3 separate regions of the Mus musculus genome follow, and regions 1 and 3 are each linked to region 2. A link is a loop called in an ENCODE intact Hi-C map of the cell type or tissue named here. Cell type or tissue: heart. All regions are shown on one strand.

What was found. Hi-C counts contacts between places; a loop is a spot of excess contacts. Peaks named below come from ENCODE experiments on the same cell type or tissue, not always from the same donor. Only the 100,000 strongest peaks of a DNase experiment are listed, where the experiment ranks them.
Region 1: it touches region 2 in a loop (4-fold over the local background); 8 of 42 quality-filtered maps call a loop at or near these places.
Region 3: it touches region 2 in a loop (4-fold over the local background); 3 of 42 quality-filtered maps call a loop at or near these places.

What each region holds. Positions count from the first base shown.
Region 1 is chr10:118,100,340-118,105,339 of GRCm38, reverse strand. No RefSeq gene overlaps it. Among named protein-coding and RNA genes, the nearest start is that of Mdm1, 39 kb to the left of the region's middle. In heart, no CTCF peak of the experiment used is centred here; a DNase peak (open chromatin) is centred at 1,899; H3K4me3 peaks cover 875 bases; H3K27ac peaks cover 739 bases; H3K27me3 peaks cover 335 bases.
Region 2 is chr10:118,047,664-118,052,663 of GRCm38, reverse strand. Gm32663 (a long non-coding RNA gene) reads right to left here. Exons shown (of 6, transcript XR_003948955.1): 2 at 38-139. Among named protein-coding and RNA genes, the nearest start is that of Gm32663, 37 kb to the right of the region's middle. In heart, a CTCF peak has its summit at 2,646 (motif pointing right); DNase peaks (open chromatin) are centred at 383 and 3,143.
Region 3 is chr10:117,790,653-117,795,652 of GRCm38, reverse strand. Nup107 (nucleoporin 107) reads left to right here and starts at 2,948. Exons shown (of 28, transcript NM_134010.2): 1 at 2,948-3,049. The coding sequence starts at 3,042. In heart, no CTCF peak of the experiment used is centred here; a DNase peak (open chromatin) is centred at 2,822; H3K4me3 peaks cover 2,468 bases; H3K27ac peaks cover 2,640 bases.

The DNA.
Region 1 (5,000 bases), 53 kb before region 2:
CTCTTCCTCCTGCTCTTTCTTATCTTCCTCCTCTTCCTTCTCCTTCTTTTCTCCTCCTCCCCCTCCCTCTTCCCCTCCCCCTCCTCCTCCTCCTCTTCTTCTTCCTCCTCCTCCTCCTCCTCCCAGGTTGATTGGGCTTCCTATGCCCTTTCCCTGGGGTGCCCTCCCCCAGATAGTCATGTGATTCTAGCCCTCTCTCCCTTCCAGGTCTCAGCTCAAGTGCTTCCTTCCAAGGAGGCTCTTCCTAACCCTGTGGTGCGCCCTTCCTGCCCTGCCAGCCACCTGTACTGTGTGTTACATTGTTTACTGCCCTCCTCTTTCCATGGAAATGGCCTTTATATGAGGGCAGGGATTGTGGTTCCTTCACTCCAGCACCTCAAGTGGTTCCCCGGGGGAAAGGGGGAACACAGAAGAAGGAGGAAAAGGGATGAGTAAATCTATCTGGTATCTGTGGCTCAAAGCAATTTCTTTCATTTCTTTCTTTCTTTCTTTCTTTCTTTCTTTCTTTCTTTCTTTCTTTCTTTCTTTCTTTCTTTCTTTCTTTTTTCTTGTTAGTTTGTTGGGGTTTTTGCTGCTGTTGTTGGTTTTTTGGTTTGCTTTGGTTTTGATCTTTATTTCAGACAGATGAAGCAAAGCTACCTGCTAAGAGAAAAACATTAAAATAAGCTGCAGAATTTCAATATTATTAACTCATTTTCTTAAAATATGTTGGGGCAGGGAGATGGCTTGGCAGGTATTGCCACCAAACCTGGTGACCGGAGTTAGATAGCTGGAGCACCGTGTATGGTAGGAGAGAAGTGACTCCTACAAGTTGTCTTCTGATCACCACACAGGGTCTGTGACACCCACTCTCTTTCTCACAAACACAATAATTAATGGAAAAAATAATCAAAGCAAAAGTATACTTTGATTAATGAATACCATCTATGCTCTAACATCGTAAATGCTATAATTACCTACATCACACATATAATAACTTATAATGTACATACATTATAATTATAAATATTTTAAGTTGCATTATAAAGTCTCTAGAAAATAGACACCAAGTTATTGGAGGGTGGTAGTGACCTGACAGGACGGGAGGAAGCTAACTTTTACTTCCCGTGACTCAGCGTTTTCAGTCCGCTAAATGGGACACATTTATAACAACAGTACATTGCTTTATGATTTAAAAAGCACCAGGCCTGGTGGTGTTATGCCTTTAATCCCAGCAGAGCAGGAAGAGGCAGAATTCAAGGCCAGCCTCATCTGCGTAGTGAGTTCCAGGACAGTCAGTGCTAGGGCACAAGACCTTATCAGAAAAACAAAATGAACGAACAAACGAAAAACTGGACAACAGCGTGTTCTCTACTGAACTTTTTCCATTTTCGTTTCACTCCTCACAGAATGCTTTCCTTTGGATTTGGAACCTGGGTCGTCTGAGGGTCTTTTCTTCTCGAGAATCATTCTTGGTTCTCACAGAACCCGTCTCAGACGTGTGTGCTGTTTAGACAACTCTTGAATTGCATTTTTAAGGTTTTTGTCGTTGTTGTTGTTGTTCCAACTGATGGTTATGAAATAAGTTGTGAAATAAGAAATAGCTCATAAAAGACGGTCACAGTCCCCATTTGGGGGGCATCTATCTGTATGTCCCACACATTCTTAAGATTCCTATCTCCTGGGCATCTGTGATTTCCACATCGCAGCCTAACAGCATGATGCAATTGTCCCTTGTCACCAACAGAGATGCTGTGTCCTCCCACAATTTCACAACAGTCTTTCCCCTTCTGCTGGGCTCACGCCCAGCAAGGCTGTATGAAGGAATCTCAGGAGCTGAAATGACTCCGCCCTGTGAGGAAAGGACGCAGGATGCAGGGCCTGCCGCCCCTGTGCCCTGGCCCGTGTTTGTTGTTCTATTGGGCAATGTGGACAGCGGTTCACAAGGCAACACAGCCTCCACCCCTAGCAAGTGAGCAGAGCGCCTGGCTGGCGGAGGAGAGATGCTCCGCTTCTCTGTGACCACGCCCTTTCTTAGGCTGGGCGGCGCAGGAAGCCGACCGAGAGGGAGGAAGCTTTGAGCTGTGGGAACCTCAGCGTGTGGGCTGACAAAGATCTGCTCCACCCCTCACCCTGGAGACTGGCTCAGACCATGCCTTTCTCCCTCCTCAGCAACCCCCCTGCTTACACAGACGACTGACATGGTTCCATAATGTAATCAAGTCATGCAAGTGGAAATAAAGTAGAAACGAGACGGCATATCCTCCCCCCAACCCCCGCACAATTTTGAATGGTGATAGTGACAACCAGATAAAACCAGATACATGGTTTCAACTGATTGCTGGCGGGGGGGGGGGGGGGGGGTGGTGCGGGGTGCGGGGGGGGGGGTACCATCCTGCCAGAAACTTCTCCTTCTGAGGCAATTTAAAAGCATGTATCAAAAGCCTTAAAGGTTGTCTTGTCTACACTTGGGGAATTTAGCCTGAAGAAACACCAGGTGTGTCTATAGAATGTTGTTCTCATGGTCATTTATAAAGATAGAATACTTGTGGTGGCACACGCCTTTAATACCAGCACTCGGGAGGTAGAGGCAGGTAGATTTCTGAGTTCAAGGCTAGCCTGGTCTACAAAGTGAGTTCCAGGACGGCCAGGGCTATACAGAGAAACCCTGTCTCGAAAACACTGAGAGAGAGAGAGAGAGAGAGAGAGAGAGAGAATGAATACTTGGTTGTCATTCAGAATAGTATCTCAGAAGGACATTTTTTTCAAAAGAGCCAGACTTGGGCTACTGCATGAGCCCAAGACTAGCTGAACAGCAGAGACACTGCCTCAGAATAAAAATTTAGGAGATAGCTCAATAATAGATCACTCGTCTACCATGTGCAAGGCTCTAGCTTTGATTCTCAGTACCCACCCCCAAAAACAGTATTCCTGGTAAGGCCCGTTGCATCATCTGTAATATTAATATATATATTTATGTGAGGATATATCTATATATCCTCACATAAAATATGTATGTGTGCATACATAAAATATACTATGTGTATATGTGTACAAAGATAGGGGGAAGCACTTCCTTTCTCATGGGAGGGGGACACTCTTCTCTTGTCTGCTACTTCGAGCACTGTCCTTGGGTCTCAGCCTGGCTCCTGGCTACTCTTGGTTCCCAGGCTGTAACTTCCTCTCCTCAAATAGTCTCTGTCCTTGAGGCATCTCCTCGTCCACCCTTAACTCACTACATTTACCTCATCTCCTGTGTGGCTTTACTGTGCTGATGGTCCTTTGATAAAATATCTGTCTCCATTCTCCTCCCCCAGGCCTTTAGTGTATATCCAAGTATCTCCTAGAAATGCTCACCCCGGTATGATACCTTTACTTAGCCTCTCATAACAGAATCTAACTTCCTCTACCTCCCCTGCCCCAACACGCACAAACACCACACCCCTGCTTCTTCCTCATCACACCCAACCTCAGTAAAGGGGCTACCATTTCACCAGGCAGAGGGCCAGAAGACAGGACAGCCATCTCTTCATGTCTTCCTTCCCTCATAGTTTACAGTCAGTCCATTAACAAGTCCTGTGGTCTCCACCTTCAAAATAGCCACAGAATTTGCCTTTAGGTCAGCCTCCCCTCACTTGACTTCTTCATGAGCTTCCAGAATGATCCCCCTGAATCCACAGTGTCTGTCCATAACCCATTCCACACAGCAGCTAGTAACCATTTTAAAATATAAGTAGATGAATAAATCAGATCAAAGGCTTGAAACCTCCAGCCACCATGTTAATTTATGTAGGCATTATGAGATGTGGAGTGCTCTTGTTTTATTCCAGATACTTCTGTGTGATTTGCCAAACGTTTAACAACGAACACCCCTCATTTCTGCCAGTAAAAAGGAAGGAAGGAAAGAAGGAAAGAAGGGAGAGAGAGGGAGAGATGTTTTAAAAGAATCAAGGTATACTTTTTAGCCTTGAACATAAGAACTTTTTCTTCCATGAGTCAGCACCAGTCAAGTAGCATCCAACAAGCTAATTTTGGACATCTAAACCCCCAAAAGTCATTACAGGGAACAATGAGGTAATGCCCCAAACCAAGGAAGCAAATACATAGAACTTTAAAGCCACTTCTGCCTCATCCCCAACCACTGAGTTGGAACACAGTCTCAGAACCTTCTTGACAGAGGCAAGGCCAACATCATTCAATTAGAATTAATACTTCAAAGAAAACGTATTTGTCCTCTACAGCAAATATGCCATGAAAAGGCTGCAAAGGTAAATGACTCTATTCTCTTTTCAATACGCATGATGGGTATTTTTATCCCCCTATAAATGGAGCAAAGATTGAAGTTACACACTACAGTGCAGATGGAAGTAGTGGGGCTCAGGGTTGTCCCAGAACTTGGGCCACAGGTACTAAGGAATTTGTTACTGTTGACAACTTTGAAAATAGATAATAGGGGAAATGAAATAAAGTCCCCACGTTTCATAACAAAAGCTATTGTGGTCTTTAGGGGAAGGGTTTCCGGTGGCCAAGCAGATTTGCTGGTTGCCATAACAACTGTGAACATCTTCTCATTCTGAAATAGCTTTCATCAGGGACTTTCAAGACTGAAGAACAGATCGCTCGGCTGGCTTTAGCATCTCCCACTTTCCTGTTGCTTCATCTGCAGTTGCACATAGGTTCAGTGTCCAGCAAACAGAAACTATTCACCTAACTGCCATAAAGAGGGTGTGTGTCCCCACTGCTACTCCCTCTTCCTGAAGTAAGCCGCCTTTCCACAGGTCACTCAGAGGTTCTGATACTGACTTAGTCAGGGATTCTATTAGTCTGGGAATGTCCCCATATTCTCAGACGAATCAGTGTGCCACTTTACACATTAAGCCGGAAGATGGTCCTTTCTGTAACATGCATCCTCTCGCCACTGACATCACTACCCCAGTCTTAAGACCACCAAGCCTTGGACTCAGAGTTCTGTTCTACTCTGCTTTAAGAATGCACAGCCATGCCTCCCTGTGGGCAGGTGA
Region 2 (5,000 bases):
GCCCACCTATAGGGACGCGACACTAGGAAAAACGCACCGTGATCCTATGCCTGTGGGTTGTAGAGCAAGGGTTGAAGCCAATTCATCGATTCTTCTTGCCGCTCCATGTATGTGTCAGCCTTTCTCACAATTCCAGAGCCTAAAATGACGTCAGACACCTTTGTCAGCATGCGTGTCAGAGGTTGCAGACGCCTGCTCATATCCTGCAAACAGCTAACAAGCTTTCTGCTGACCCCTCATCCGTGACCCTTTTCTACACGTAGGGCTGAGGTGCTGGGTCAGGGATGAAAGGGCGACCACCTCCAACCTGACCCATAGGAGCGATCTGGGCGGCCACGCTTAGATGCTACTGAAAGATTACAGAAGGGTGTAGAAGGCAAACAAGGTTAGAAATGTCAAACATTCAGCCTGGGGGGAACATGCAGCCTGGAGAAAGAGGAACCGCGGCCTGGGGGGAACATGCAGCCTGGAGAAAGAGGAAACGCAGCCACTAAACAGCAGTAAAACAGGCAGAAAGGGAAGCAGAGGACATCGTGCAGATAGGATGAATTCGGATCCTTTCAGACAAAATGTGTCAGAACATTTCTATCTTTCTTTTTTAATGCTGACTAATTTGAATTGGCAATGCCTTCTTTCAGTGGGGTTAGATTCCTCTCTCCTATCCTAAATTCCGGACACCAATTTCCTCTCCGCCAACATCCTAAAGAGTATCAATTTCTTGGCCATCTTGCTTGAATATTTCATAGAGAAACAAATACATTCTTTAATTTTGTTACCTAATTTTTAAAATTACCCTGTTTTTTTTTAAATAAAATATCTTGGTAATCTTTTGACGTGTATTCATAAAGAGTATTGCCATTTTATGGCGACAGCATATTTCATTGTATAGGATGCCCATAATTTACTTAACTACTTCCCTGTTGACAAATATTTGCATTGTTTCAAATCTTCTGCTCTTACTGTAACACTGTGAGCATTTCAATCACTCTAGATAAATAAGTCTATAGAATAAATTCTGACAATGGCGTTCATGAGGTGAAGTATTCAAGATATACACAATTTTAAAGGCTGATTCCAAATAACTGTTCGTGAAGTTATACAAGTTTATTACCCCACTGGTAATGTCTGAGAACACCAATCTCCTCATATCTGTTCACATTTGACTTCCTTCTCACCATGCAACAGTGGTGCCCGACTTCAGGGTCCCAACTCTTTGGGAGTCAAATGACCCTTTCACAGGGTTCACCCTAGACACCAGAATATTTACACTATGAGATCTATACCACAATTCATAAAAGTGGCAAAATTACAATTATGAAACAGCAACAGAAATAATTTTATGGCTGGGGTCACTACAACCTGAGGAACCGTATTAAAGGGTCACAGCATCAGGAAGGTTGAGAACTGCTACCCTGCAACAGTAAAAATGACTATCTGGAGCAATTTGATTCCTAACTACAGCCGTATAAAGCTAGCTATCTCTTAATGTGTTTAACAAGGACATCCTCTTTTCTGTGGATTTTATTTTATTTTACACATTTTTCGCATTGGACTTGTGGCCTTTTTCCTATTAACTTATGAGAAAGTTCTATACATAAAGAAGATGAGACCTTGTTCACTAAACTGCAAATGTTTTCCGACTTCATATTTAATTTATGACTTTGTAATGGTACTTTAAAAAAAGGTGTTCTCTCTCTCTCTCTCTCTCTCTCTCTCTCTCTCTCTCTGTGTGTGTGTGTGTGTGTGTGTGTGTGTGTGTGTGTGTGTGTGTGTGTGTGTGTGTTGGTATGTTTATGTGGATGCCTGCAAGTGTCCACAGAAGCCAGAAGAGGTTGTCAGATCCCCTGCAATTGAAGTACAGGAGGTTGTAAGCCCACTGATGTGGATGCTGGACCTCTGCAAGAGCAGGCAAATACTGAACTGCTGAGCCATCTCTCCAGCCCCTATGTAGCTTCCTGCATTGCAGGAAACCGTATCCTCTGCTCACTTTCTGAAGCATCACACTGAATTGAGGTGAAAGAAGCTGAACCTTATTAGAAATGAGGAATGGGGCACAGCCAAGGAGGAACCACACCCTTCATGGTTTCTTCTTTCATTCGACACCATCACTACGTTCTGGTACTAATGCTGCCACAGAGCTCAGCCCGCTGACTAGACAAAAATCATCTCTCATGACATCAGCCACCACAGTCCAAAGGAAGACAGACTTCCTGGCTGAATCAGAGAGAAATTGATGCTCTGAGGTCTCCAAAGAATGCAGTGACCACAACAGATTTCCTTATTCTGAAGCTACCTCCTCAGACCATCCAATTATAAGAGTCCAAAGAATCAGCCTGCAGATGACTTGGTAACTGAATGAGCAAAGAAAAGAAAGAAGGGGGGAAATGACTAATGGAAATCACACTGCAAGCAAGGGGTGTGCCACACAGGACCCAAATTGCCGGCAGCAGATAAGCAAGTAACCTTGGAACCTTTCTCGAATGAGGGAGGAGGGAGCCCTTTTCAGAGGATCACATATCAAACGCAATACAGAGGCAGTGGTGGGAGGGATGATACTTCTGTTGTTATTGTTGTTGTTGTTGTTGTTAACATTTGTTTATTATTACATGTAAGTACACTGTAGCTGTCTTCAGACGCACCAGAAGAGGGCGTCAGATCTCATTACGGATGGTTGTGAGCCACCACGTGGTTGCTGGGATTTGAACTCAGGACCTTTGGAAGAGTAGTTAGTGCTCTTAACTGCTGAGCCATCTCTCCAGCCCCACGATACTTCTTTTAAGGGTTTAGGAAGAAAACTAAGCAGTTCTATAACAATACCAAGAAAATGGGCCAAGACTGTTTGCAAAAAGAATGTTTCCTGCATTTCTCAGCCCGATCTGTGGCGGTTTCGGAAAGCCACCAGCATTCTGTCTCATCTGAACCAATTCTGCTCCTGCCTTGTAGGATCCTGGGAGCCTTACCCTTGTTCACCACCTAGTCCAGTCCTCTACAGTCTATCGGCTCTCTGTGTGCTTCCTTTTTCTCCGACTGGCCTCTCTATATATAACTTTTGCGCTGGACCCTGGCAGCGCAGTCCCAAAACCTGGCAGAGCAATCTTCCCCATGCCTTGGCTTCCTGACCCACGTTCGGGCGCCTGTTCCTCCTGGAACACTGCCCTGAACTTCAGCCTCCTTGGCAAGGGCACCAGCAGCCCTGCCAGCATCCTGTTCCTCTCGGAGACAGGACAGAGTTCTTTTCCAACCCGGATGGTACTCCAGGCTCCTCTATGGTCACTCTTCTCTTCCTGAGCACCAACTGAATATTTCCATTTGCCATTGTTCCATCCGGTCCTAGTATAGATCTCCCTCCCTCTCCTACGTGGGAACTCACAGATACCTGTGTCAGCAAAATCAAGTCCCGATTCATCACACACCAACTCCACCCACTTTCAACCGTAAGTGTGTTTATTAAAAACAAGAAAATCGGAGGTCCAAAAACTCCAGGTTTGATTAATCCTGCAGCCCGCGGTTGTCATGAAGGATCTGAGACTTCTCTCTTGGCTCTGCTAAATGTGCTGCCTACTTTTCAGAGAGCTGCATAGCAGCGGACCTGATTGGGTTGGGAAAGTCTCCCCGGCACCCTAGGAACAATCGATTCATCCACTAGGAGATACTGGCCAGCCAGCTGCTGAGCTACTCATGGTGTGAGGGAATTTTGACTAGCATCCTGGCAGTATAATATCTAGAGACAGAAAGACATTTCTTGGAACGTCTGTTTTGGAGAGAGAGAGAGAGAGAGAGAGAGAGAGAGAGAGAGAGAGAGAGAGAGAGAGAGAGAGAGAGAGAGAGATTGAGATTTTTCTAGAAGCATCACAGCCCACCACATCCCCCTGCCATCTTGTCCTGGTTGTGTCCCGGTGTTAATGTTCTAGCCAAGACTGCCAAATGGATAGAATGACAGGTCCCCTGAAGAACATGAACAACTGCTGCCTCACTGTTTGTTGTGTGTTCTTTTAGGTGGGAGATAGCTGTACTGGCTGGTTTTGTGTGTCAGCTTGACACAAGCTGGCATTATCACAGAGAAAAGAGGAAATGCCTTCATGAGATCCAGCTGTAAGGCATTTTCTCAGTTGGTGATCAAGGGGGGGGGGGGGAGCGTCCATTGTGGGTGGTGCCATCCCCAGGATGATAGTCTTGGGTTCTATAAGAAAGCAAGCTGAGCAAGCCAGAGGAAGCAAGCCAGTAAGTAACATCCCTCCATGGTCTCTGCATCAGTTCCTGCTTTCTGACCTGCTTGAGTTCCAGTCCTGACTTCCTTTGGTGATGAACAGCAGTATGGAAGTGTAAGCCAAATAAACCCTTTCCTCCCCAACTTGCTTCTTGGTTGTGATGTTTGTGCAGGAACAGAAACCCTGACTAAGACACTAGTCTTTCTGCTTGGACCTCTCTGGAGGATTCAGTGTGTTTCTGAACTGAGTAGGCTATGCCACTGAGCTCATTTGTAACGTGACTGTGACTGTACCTAAAGAATAAAAGACAAGAGAAACAGCGTTAGAGGTAGAGAGCAAGGAAGGGGGAAAATGGCATAATATGGTATCCAAGTATGAAAATTAGCCCCAAAAATGTAAATTTAAAAATATTCCAAAGAAGTAATCTCTATGAAATGCATACAGATTTTTTTCTCACCATTCATCAAATGATAAATCATAATGGATCAAATGTTATCTAGGAAGAGAACTGCTCTTTTCTTTATATGGAAGCCTGGACTTCCATAAACAATGAAGCAGTTGGATCAGAATTAGTATTCTCCAGCCAGGCTTAACCTGCTCCTCTCTCCAGCAAGGATGCAGCCTGTGAGCTAAAATGCATCTCGGGTTTTTCCGGAGGCACTGCTCTGCACTCTGAACTGAGGTTGCAAAGTTATCAGGATATGGTGACTTGTCCGTCCCTGTGCGGCTGTCTACACCAGCTTGCTTGTAAGAAGGAACCTGAAGACAGCTCTGATCATGTCAACATGGCAT
Region 3 (5,000 bases), 260 kb after region 2:
TTACAATCCTAGAGTCAGACAACACTCCATCCTGTAGAAGAAAAGTGTTCCAGTGAGATGAGCAGAAGAGCTTTGCTCTAGGGACAGAGAAGGGCCAGGATCGCAGGAAAAGGGAGCTGCAGGCTCTCCTGTCAGGGCTCCACCACAGCTGTTTATGCTGAGATGCAGCAGCTCTACTACCAAATCGCCTCCGAGGTCACGAACAGAGACAAACAAAGCTTGGGGAAAGAAAGAACAGCAGAGGCTAAGGCAAGGGGGCAGTGCATCCAAGGCCAGCCTGAGCTAGATAGCAGAATGTGTCCAAGGACAAGCCAACAATAAAGGCATTTGGGAGTCACAAAGTGAGGAAGTGAGCCTCTGCATAAGGCAGGGCCAGCAAGGCAAAACAACTGAAGATGAAGTACTTAGCACTGGGTTACTTTTCTTGTAAAATTAAGCAGAGACAATTTGACTATGCCAATCAAAAATGGTCCTTGTGGAAAATCTGGTTATCTCTCTTTAATTGTCTGGAGATCAGATAATTTAGCCTTGTAAGGTAGAACGTTCGTGGGTGACTTTTATGTATATATATATATATATATATATATATATATATATATATATATATGGTTATATATATAGTGTATATGAGTACACTGTAGCTGTCTTCAAACACACCAGAAGAGGGCATCGGATTTCATTACCGGTGGTTGTGAGCCACCATGTGGTTGCTGGGAATTGACCTCTCAGGACCTCTGGAAAAACAGTCAGTGCTCTTAACCACTGAGCCGTCTCTCCAGCCCTCATGAGTGATTCTATCTTGGTGAATCTAATTTGCTGTGGCCAAATGCAGGGGGTTCATCCACACCAAAGGATTTTTATTTAGTAATTGAAACAGGAAATATCATATCTCAGGGTTATTTAATAGATGTGATGCACACACAGATATGTGTGCATGCATGTGTGGGTGTATGTGTGCACATATTCGGTGTGATATGTGTATGTGTATGACATGGTGTGCGTGTGTGTGGGGTATGTGGTGTGGCATATGTGTTGTACGTGTGCAGGCATCCATGTGTGCATGTGTGTATTTGTATGTACACTTGTGTGTTTGTGTGTAATTGTAGCATACATGGAGGTAGGGCTGAGTTTTGAGACTAGAAGACAATTTTTTTTGTGGTTGGTTTTCTCCTTCCACATTTACCAGGGGTCCAGGGACAGAAGCTAGATCATCAGGTTTGCAGGGCAAGCTGCTCCCTGGCTGGCCCTTCTAACACTATGGTTGTAATCTGGTTACTTAATAAACAGTGTCTGCTTTCAAAGTGAGGAGCAAAAAAGTAACAACTGAATTCTTCAGGCAGCTGGATGCACTGCCTTTTACTCAGACAGCTCTGGATTAGAAGGGATACTATAGTACTACTTTTTTCTTTTCTTTTGAGACTGGGTATCAAAACAAAGAAACAAACAAAACAACAACAAACTCGTACTGGCCTCTAACTTAGTAGGGCCTGAGCATGGCCCTGATTCCTGTCTGTACCTTACTCTGTGCATGGGACGGGCACAGTAAAGAAACTGCCACCGTGACTGCTCCGTTAGGGATAAGGTTTTTAATGTGGGTAAGAGAGAGAAAAGATCCAGAGGCACCTGGAAGTGCCCAGAGCGGAGAGAAAAAGAAACAGGCTGGACATGGCCAGGGCCGGGGAAGCTAGAGAATGGGAGAGAATAGTTACATCAGCAAGAGATGGGAGTCAGGACAGAACACACCCAGACACCAAATGCTCAGCACAAAGGAAATGTATTACCCAAGACGGACAAGCAGAAGGTGTTGCCTCCGTCTGGATCGGCCAAAGAAGGCAGCAGGTGTCTCTGCAGGAGAAAGGGGGAAGGCTGTGCTAGGATGAGTTGGTAAGTCCTAAGTGGACATGTTAGCCAGCTAGTGAATTTTGATAGTTGGACCTCGGAGTTTTAGTCAGGCATAAGGATGTGGCCAAATAAGGGAAGAGACCTTGGTGGCTAGGTTTAGGAATGTAATCTAACGGTTTAGCAAGGGAGAGGGGAAGGGAGAGGGCCACACCTGCTGGTGATGTGTCTGCAATGTCTGCGCCTGTTGGAGCTCTTCAAGATAGTTTTGTGTGCAAGATGAGAGAGCAGAGACTAGAAATTAGTGCAGAGTCGGGATTGTGGGGACAAGTAGCTAAGAAGACCGAAGGAAAACGCATTACAGGAGTTCCTGAGGAATGCTGGCGTTTATCTAACCGCCAGAAATCAGAAATGGTTCAGCCAGAGCTCATTTCTAGATATTTGGAGGGCCTGAGACCTAACATTTTTGAGGTACTGGAACAGGTAAGTATTCCCACGCCCAAAACTTTTAAAATTTATGATAATAACAGCAACAATAATAATTGCTATTATTACTATCGTCAGGCTTTCTTAGTGCAGGCTTGCTTCAAAATCGTGGTTCTTCCTCCTGCCTCAGCCTCCCATGTGGCTTTCTTATGCTTTGCTTTTTTTATTGGATTTCTTAAAAAACGGCTGATTCCGTAAAAGAGAAATAAATAACGAGAGAAAACAACCTCAAAACCCGTCCAGTGAGGTTACACCACAGTTCAAAGAGGTGAGCGCCCCGAGACAGGCCAGATCCCGTAAAGTGGCGCTGAACCGCAAACAAGAACGCTGAATGCAGACTCTTCAACAGATTCCTAAAGTCCAGGTTATAGACTTCCGGCTTCCCAGAACAACGCCCCACCCAGACCACGCCCACAAGCCAGGCTCAGGCGACATACCCAAGCTCCGCCCCTTTCCCCGCCCCCTTCCTGCCTGGCCGGCACCACCCAGCCACGCAGTCACTCCCTGGCACACTTCCGCGCCTGCGCCCACTGAGCCTGCGGCTGGAGACGAAAGTCGCGCATGCGCCGAGCGGGAACATTGTTTCTCTGGGACTGGCTTAGCCAGGCCGCGCTTCCGGGTCGAAGGGTGTGCTTCCGGAGAGCGGGAAGGCTGAAACGCGGCGGCCAGGCTGCAGTCAAAGAGTTGCAAGGTTCTAGGCGGAGACCGCTGAAGCCATGGACAGGTCAGTCCTGGTAGGGACGCCTCGGCCGAGACTGGGGCTCTCGCCTGTTAGCGACGTAACCGCCTCCGCGGCCAGGGATTTGGCCCTCGGTGGAGGAATGGACGCTTGGCGCGATTGGAGCGGGGATGTGAGAATGCGGATCCCCGGGGTTCCACGCCGCGCCTCCCGGGTCTTCTCGGCGCTCGCTCCGAAGTGTGCGGGGGTCTGTGATGGTCCCGCATTCGAAATGCGAAATGAAGCAGTTCGAGCTCAGGGCCATCAGCCGCACTGACAGTTCAGCCCAGACGTCCTCAGCGTGGTTTTATTGCGGTTATTAAGTCATGTCAGCTGTACGTTATTGGGTAACGGTGGTCAGCTTAGACTTTAAAGTGCCGGCCCTAGGGAGTTGAATTTCTCCCTCCCTCTCAAATGATTTATGCTCGCCTGACACGAAGATGGGTTGTTTAAGGCCCTTGGCATCGGGGAGTAGATTGTGTAGTGAAGACAGTCGAGCAGTGTAATACGATGTATTTATACTGTACTGCGGGGAAAATAAATGAAGGAGATGTTTTATCTCCCTGTCACAGGAGTTTCAGGCAAACCTATAAAAGTAACTTGCTAGCTGGTCTTTTGAGTAATAATAGCACATTATTGATACTGAAAACATTGTGCTAGGGGTTATCTTATGTGTGTTCCTTAAGCTTTAAGTGGCACATTTAGTTTTAGAGCAATCCCGTGAGGATCTTATCTATATAGAACAGTGAGCCTGTAAGAGATTTAAGGAATGGCATAGTTAAATAGAACCCTGTTATGGGGCTGGGGATATAGCTCAGTGGTAGAGTGCTTGCGTAGTAACCCTTAGGTTCTGGGGGGGGAAAGAGAAACATTACCAGCAGGGACCTTTGAATCTCCATAAAGCTGTTTGATGAATAACTTAAGTAGATAGATGAACATCCAGTGACAGGGGAACACATATAGACCTCTGTAAAAGAAACATACTCAGATATAAAGTCATGAAAAATGTTCACGCTTGTGTGGCTGAATGCTCCCAGCAATGCGGATGGACTTGATGGGCAGAACTAAATTAGGATGGTGGTGTAAATACTGTGCTGGTGAGTGTTAGCTTGAGTCTGCAGAGAAGAGGAAGCTGGCTGGAGATTTTAAGTGGAAGAAAGGTGTACTAGAAGGATAATTAAAATCAACCCCCATGGTTTAGTTTATAAGCTGTCAGATGACAGTGCTGGAGGCCCATAGCACTGTGCTAAGACAGGAGACATCCTTAGTCTACATGGAGGGAAATCACTTGAAGGGCCATTTCTCCTCTTCACTAGAATTGCTTCACTTTTTCTTTCATCCCGCCAAGCCATATCGTACTCACAGTCTGAAGTATAGTCCTGGCTGCATAGCAGTGTTTGGTCAGCATGCAGGCCAAAAATATAACAGTGGTCCCATATGATGATATTGCCTAGTGACATGATGACTGGCTTAGCTTGTATAGATATATTCTGTGAAGTTTTCATGAGGATTAAAAAAAAGAAGAATTCTCAGAGCCTGTTCCTTCTTTGTTTGGGTTTGTTTTTGAAGCTGCTTTCACCCTGTCTCAGATTGGCCTGGCACTTCCTATGTAGTACAATTTGGATTAGAGGTGTGAGCCTGGGCTAAAACCAAGCCCTTCAACAAGCAGCTAACTCATCACCGTATTTTAGAGAGTGCAGAGTCCTTCCTTGTAGAGAATTCTGTAGTCAAGCAGCTCTTTGGTCTGATGGAGGAAAAGATTTACCTTTATGAAGCCATACTGTAGTATAAATTTCGGGTTCTAAGATAACTCCGCGGAGAACATACTATTGTGATACTAGGCAGTCAAAGACAGGGCTGGTAGCCGAGCACTGGGTGGGATTTGGGGGAGTAAGCAGGACTCAGAGACAAGAGGTTATTCTTGCCAACAAGATCCAAGACTTGGCTATTGGGGTGA